Regions from separate parts of the Homo sapiens genome. Here region 2 is linked to region 1. A link is a loop called in an ENCODE intact Hi-C map of the cell type or tissue named here. Cell type or tissue: Caco-2. All regions are shown on one strand. Links, peaks and the distances in the headings refer to the core of each region. The heading gives the core; the rest is flanking DNA. Region 1 has its middle 27 kb from the start of SYNJ2. Region 2 overlaps SYNJ2 (synaptojanin 2).

Evidence for each region. Hi-C counts contacts between places; a loop is a spot of excess contacts. Peaks named below come from ENCODE experiments on the same cell type or tissue, not always from the same donor. Only the 100,000 strongest peaks of a DNase experiment are listed, where the experiment ranks them.
Region 2: it touches region 1 in a loop (9-fold over the local background); 2 of 110 quality-filtered maps call a loop at or near these places.

Annotation. Positions count from the first base shown.
Region 1 is chr6:157,953,430-157,956,340 of GRCh38, reverse strand. No RefSeq gene overlaps it. Among named protein-coding and RNA genes, the nearest start is that of SYNJ2, 27 kb to the left of the region's middle. In Caco-2, for the core only: a CTCF peak has its summit at 1,585; DNase peaks (open chromatin) are centred at 1,610, 2,000 and 2,550; H3K4me3 peaks cover 1,371 bases.
Region 2 is chr6:158,039,218-158,042,128 of GRCh38, reverse strand. The region is part of intron 4 of SYNJ2 (synaptojanin 2); the gene reads right to left. Among named protein-coding and RNA genes, the nearest start is that of SYNJ2-IT1, 40 kb to the right of the region's middle. RefSeq lists an enhancer at 659-1,194. In Caco-2, for the core only: no CTCF peak of the experiment used is centred there; DNase peaks (open chromatin) are centred at 1,548 and 2,192.

The DNA.
Region 1 (2,911 bases), core at 230-2,729:
TACGCTTGGCACCAGGTAATCTATCGAGGGTCCCTGGGTGCTCACGTACTCCATTTGCATGGCACATAGATAAGTGCACGCATGTTTCAGAGGGGGCACGAGGAGGCACCCGTGTCAGGAGGTTCAGTTGAATCACTAAATTAGAGTGGTACAGGCCGGGTGTGGTGGCTCATGCCTGTAGTCTTAGCACTTTGGGAGGCCAAGGTGAGCAGATCACCTGAGGTCAGAAGTTTGAGACCAGCCTGGCCAACATGATGACACCCTGTCTCTACTAAGAACACAAAAATTAGCCAGGCATGGTGGCGGGCCCCTGTAATCCTAGCTGCTTGGGAGGCTGAGGCAGGAGAATTGCTTGAACCCGGGAGGCGGAGGTTGCAGTGAGTCAAGATCACACCATTACGTTCCAGCCTGGATGACAGAGGGAGACTCAGCCTCAGAAAAAAAAAAAAAATTAGAGCAGTACAAAGGCACTGTTGTACAACTGCACTACTATCCTCCACATGCATGTGTGGCAGGGCAGGAACTCTGCAATGTAAAAGTACATTTTTTCCCTTTGTAATTCACAAGTAATCTGTGGGCTCATACGATGGCACCTTGAAATGAACTTTTGCCTAATTGTTTAAGCATCAATTAATGACTCCTGCAGAAATAACGATTCCACTGGTGGTTGTAAATGGTCTTTTAAAAATTCTTTTTCATTTTCGAGACAGAGTCTTGCTCTGTTCCCCAGACTGGAGTGCAGTGGCGCAATCTTGGTTCACTGCAACCTCCGCCTCCTGGGTTCAACCAATTCCCCCTGCCTCAGCCTCCCAAGTAGCTGGGATTGCAGGTGCCCACCACCGCATCTGGCTAATTTTTGTATTTTTAGTAGAGGTGGGGTTTTGCCATGTTGGCCAGGCTGGTCTTGAACTCCTGACCTCAGGTGATCTGCCCGCTTTGGCCTCCCAGAGTGCTGGGAATACAGGCGTGAGCCATCACGCCTGGCCGTCTTTAAAAAATTCTACCGTTTCTATACATCTATGAGCAGAAAATTGGTAGATGAGGAAATTCCCTTCTTTGACCAAGATAAATTGATGGTCCTCCTAAAAAGGGAGAGAAATGCTCAGTTCTTTTCCTTTACTTACTGTATCTAGGTATCTACTCTTCTTCAGAGTGCAGGGGCGAGAACAGCTGTGCCAGAAAGCCCCTCCCGGCGGTGGGGCCCTCTCTGCATCACTTAGAGAATGGCAGGAGCTTGGGCCCAGGCAGGGACTCCCGGCTTCTGTTGGGGGCAGCACCTCTCTAGTACAGCCTCCCTGGGACTGCCTCCCACGTGTCCCCCTAGGTGGCTCGGACAGTCACAGTTAAGGGCAGGACAGAGTGTGTCCTCAGACTTCCCGCGTTCATCCCTCTCTCAATCCTGAGGTTCGAAAGTGGGAACCAGGCGTTGCCACCAGGTGTGTTCCCTCGGCTGCTCCAGGCGCTTCTTGTCTAGCAGGAAAGAAAGGAGGGCTTCCGAGTGGAGGTGGCCCAGGTGAGTTTCTACAGAGCCCTCCTTATCTCAGAGGCGGCAGCAAGCGCTCACTGATGCCCGCAGCAGGTGACAAGCGCGTGAGGGCGCCAGCTCTCCTATCATCATCATAGTCACTGCTTCCACAAACACGGGGGTTAAAGTCCAGGAGCCGCCGCTCCCCTGCTCCGAGCCTCCCGAGCACCTGATCAATTCCAAGCCTGAGTAAATAGTTTTGATTCTCTTTGCCTTGACAAACTCTGATCCTTCACACAATGATAAGCCTCTGGATAGTGAGGGAGTTCTGAAAGCTTCCTACTTCCCTCAAGGAGGTATTTGTTAGGCTGCAGAAAAGGAAACCGGTTCTTTCCAGGTTTTTAAAACATTCTTCCCAGTTCTTTGGCATGTGAGTTCCTGTGACCGCCGCAGCTACGTGCTCAGCAGTGCAATCTCAGAGAAGTCCAAACTGCCAGAGACTCTGCGCTTATTGCTTGGACAGTAAAGCCAGTATCATGTGATATAGTTTGCCTGGAAAATTACCGTGAGGCATGTGGCAGACCCAAAGAATGAGGACCGCACCTTGTTAGTAATAAAATCAGGTCCTGGCGCTGGAGGCTGAGCCTTCTGAGGGCTTGCAGCTGGGCGCCCGCCTGCTCCACTTCCTTTTCTGGAGGGAGTTGCGTGATTATCGGCTTCTCACGCTCTGTTTGCCTAATTTAGATTATTTTTAAAATTAATTCTGTCCTCTGAGCAGCTACCAGTATATTTTGGGGGGTCAGGTATGAGTAGTGGTTTTCTATTTTGTTTTTTTTAAGCTATCAGATAGAAATAATGACTGAGTGCAGCGGTAAAGGGAGGGTAGTAGTAGAAGGTAGTAGTAGAATCACATGCAGGAAATGAGCTCTGCTGACGTGATCCCACTCACCAGACCCTTCCTTAGACAGAGAGGGGAGCAACGTCAGGTGAAATTCAATCCACTCCATCTAATAAGGGCTAGTGATGACTGCACTGATTGGTCTGGGCCTCAAGGAGATGCCATGTCTTAGCCTGAGAAGGACCACAGTTAGCTGAAGGGACAGCAAGCAGACAGGCCACCAGGTGGGACACAGCAGGCTGGGTTCAGAGAACGGAAGGAGCCCAGGATGTCAGGAGAGATGACACCTGCCGGTGCTCCATGTTAATCCTGGCTTTGAGCCGGGCATGGTGGCTCACACCTGTAATCCTAGCACTTTGGGAGGTCGAGGCAGGAGGACTACTTGAGGCCAGGAGTTCAAGACCAGCCTGGCCAACGTGCTGAGACCCCATGTCTACAAAAAAATTGAAAAAATTAGCCAGGCTTGGCGGTGGGTGCCTGTAGCCCCACCTACTTGGGGAGGCTGAGGTGGGACAATCAGTTGAGGGAGGTCAGGGCTGCAGTGAGCT
Region 2 (2,911 bases), core at 277-2,776, 86 kb before region 1:
GGCTACCGTGAAATTAGGTACATACAACTGACCGGCGTGTGTGCCCTGCATAGGCCCAGGTTCCTGGAAAAGAAACCAACATTTGTATATAAAGACAATGTTTAACAATATCCAGGCTGGGCGCAGTGACTCACGCCTACGGTCCCACCACTTTGGGAGGCCAAGGTGGGAGGCGGGCTTGAGCCCAAAAGTTCGAGACCAGCCTGGGTAATAAAGTGAGACCCCCATCTCTACCAAAACAATTTTTAAAAAGTTAGCCGGGTATGGTGGCGTATGCCTGTAGTCCCAGCTATTCGGGAGGCTGAGGCAAGAAGATCACCTGAGCCCAGGAGGATGAGGCTGCAGTGAGCTATGATTGCACCACGACACTCCAGCTGGGGCAACAGAGTGAAATCCAAAAAACACCAAACAACAACAAAAACCAATGCCCACGATCTATTTAGGCTGAGGAATGTCTCCCTTCACTCTGACTGCCCCAAGTGCTAACAATGCCACTTCCAGCATCACATCAGGCTCCTCCCAAGCTGAGACTTGCCCAGAACCAGCTTCTGAAAACACTGAGGGCTGTCAGTGCTCTGTATGCCCCTCCCTGCCCACACTGGAGCAAGAAGAAAGGAGCTCCAAAGTTCTCCACCCCGTCCTCCACAGGGGAAGTAGGTGACATCTGCACCCCGTCCTATCATCAAGACTGTCTTCTTTGTTCCCAAGGCAGTAGGCATAACTTGACCATCAAATGCAAGTGATACATTTCCATTCTGGGCGAACAACTTTTAATACCAGTGGAAGAAGTGATGTCTCACCTCACAGATGTCATTTTGACAGAGGGCTCTTGGGGTGGGGAGGCAGGACAGAGAGTGGAAGCAGGAGAGAAAGTGGGCTCTGGTATTAGCACAAGCTGGGTCCGACTGCCACTTTGCAAACCCCCATTTGCCCAGCAGGGTGGCCCTGGGCACATTACTTAGCCATCTTCAGCCTCAGTTTCCCTCTCTCTACATGAAGTTCATGTCACCTTGTGCACGGAGAAGGGATGAGCTGTGAGGGGTAAATGAGGGGGGCATAGTCCCAGCACAGAGTAGCCACTCAAAAAACGAAGCTGTTTTCTCTTCCCCAGAGGCCCTGACGCTATGACTATGCATGCGGGCACCTGCTGGCGTCGGAGAGAGCTTGGGTCGTGGGAAGAAGGAGGGATTCAAGAAGGAACAGACAAGAGGTGGGAGGGAGACCGGGAAGAGCAGTGGGGCCACGGGAAGAAAAGTCGGAGGCCCGTGCCAGTGCTGTGATGAGGCCAGGCCAGTGCCTAGACCCCAGACTGAGCAGCCAGAGGGTGACCCTGAGTGACGCTTCCAGAGCAGTGGGAACAGAAACCTAATGGCCATAAAAAGAGAGCGACGAGGCAGGAAAACTCACAGGGGTACATATACCTTCTATCTGAAAGGCTTTCTGCTGACCTTCTGCTTCCAGATACAGTGTCTGCAAACCAATTATCTCCAAGTCTGCATTCCTGGGAGGACACGCAGTCATCCTAACCTCCCTGAATGAGTCAGTGGCCTTATCTTGAATAGCCAAATATTTATCTTACATCCTTTTTTTTTTTTAATAGACTGAGGGGACTTTTTGGTCTTGTTTTTCTGTGTGGTGAGTCAGCACTGCAGAGCAAGCCCACCAGCTATGACTCAGCAGAGCCAAAAAGACTCAAGGCTTCCTCCCAAGGAGGCTGAGATGCTATCTACACATGTACACAACATCTGTGCGTGCAGACACACAACACATACACAACCCACACATGTGTGTATACAACACATAAATGCACACACTGCACACATACACATGAAAAACAAACACAAGGCACACACCACACACATGTATACACAAATGCACAATGCACATGACACATACACACATGTACAACACATAAATGCACATACCACGCACACACTGTACACATACAACCCATGCACACACACACACAGCCTGCCTCAGAGAAAGAAGATTAATTATTCCTCCTAGGAAACATGTTAAACCAAAGCAAAAGCAGAGGGTGCCACAGGGTCCCCCTTTTCTGGCTTCCTGAGAATTAATTCCTAAGAAGCCGATCCGCCTGCCAAGAGTCCCCACCACAGGGAGCCAGTCTGCTCCTGGTCCGGTCCCATCATTTGTTTGCCAGACGATGACCGCACAGCCGCCTGTGTGCACGCTCCACTTCCAAATGGTCAGCGGGCCTGGCTGGTGGATCCTGTTTCCTCTGCAGGGGCCCCAGGCCAGTGTGACCTGCGGGCGGCACCACAAGGGGCTCACCTGCCTCCCCAGCACAGTCCTCCTTCCTACTGGAGGCTCAGCACTAATTTCCTCAAAGTTGCTCCCTGCACCCTGGGGCGAGGCCACCGAGATGCAGAGCCTGCCACTTCCTCAGATGTCAGGTGGAGGGGGAGGCCACGCTGTGCTACCAGAATGAGTTTACCCGACTGTCTACAGGAGCACGTTAAAGGTCTCCAGAAGCGCCAGACAGTCTGCTCCTGTACCATAAGCAAAGCTTATGGAGAGCTCATGACACCGTCCCAACCCAGGCCCTCAGTTGTGACTTTGCAAACTCAAGGGGGTAGGAAGTGCCAGGCTCCCCTGAGGGACCTCTCCAGAATCCCAGCAGATCACTGGCACCTGAAACAGGTAAATCTCACAGGGTCCCAGGCAGGTTCCCCTGCAGACCACGCAGCCCGATCCTCACGGGGCTGCTTCCCTGAGCTCAGCAAGGACCTGCAGGCTGAGCCTTGCTCCACTCTCCTGACTCATCCTAGAAGAACCATCCTCAGCAGGTGGCCGCAGAGCCAGGGAGGGCAGCGGGGCTGCCGCTTCGCAGGAGCATACTAACTGTGCATTCCACTTAAAGACGTGTTTTGTGTTTTAAAAACGAACT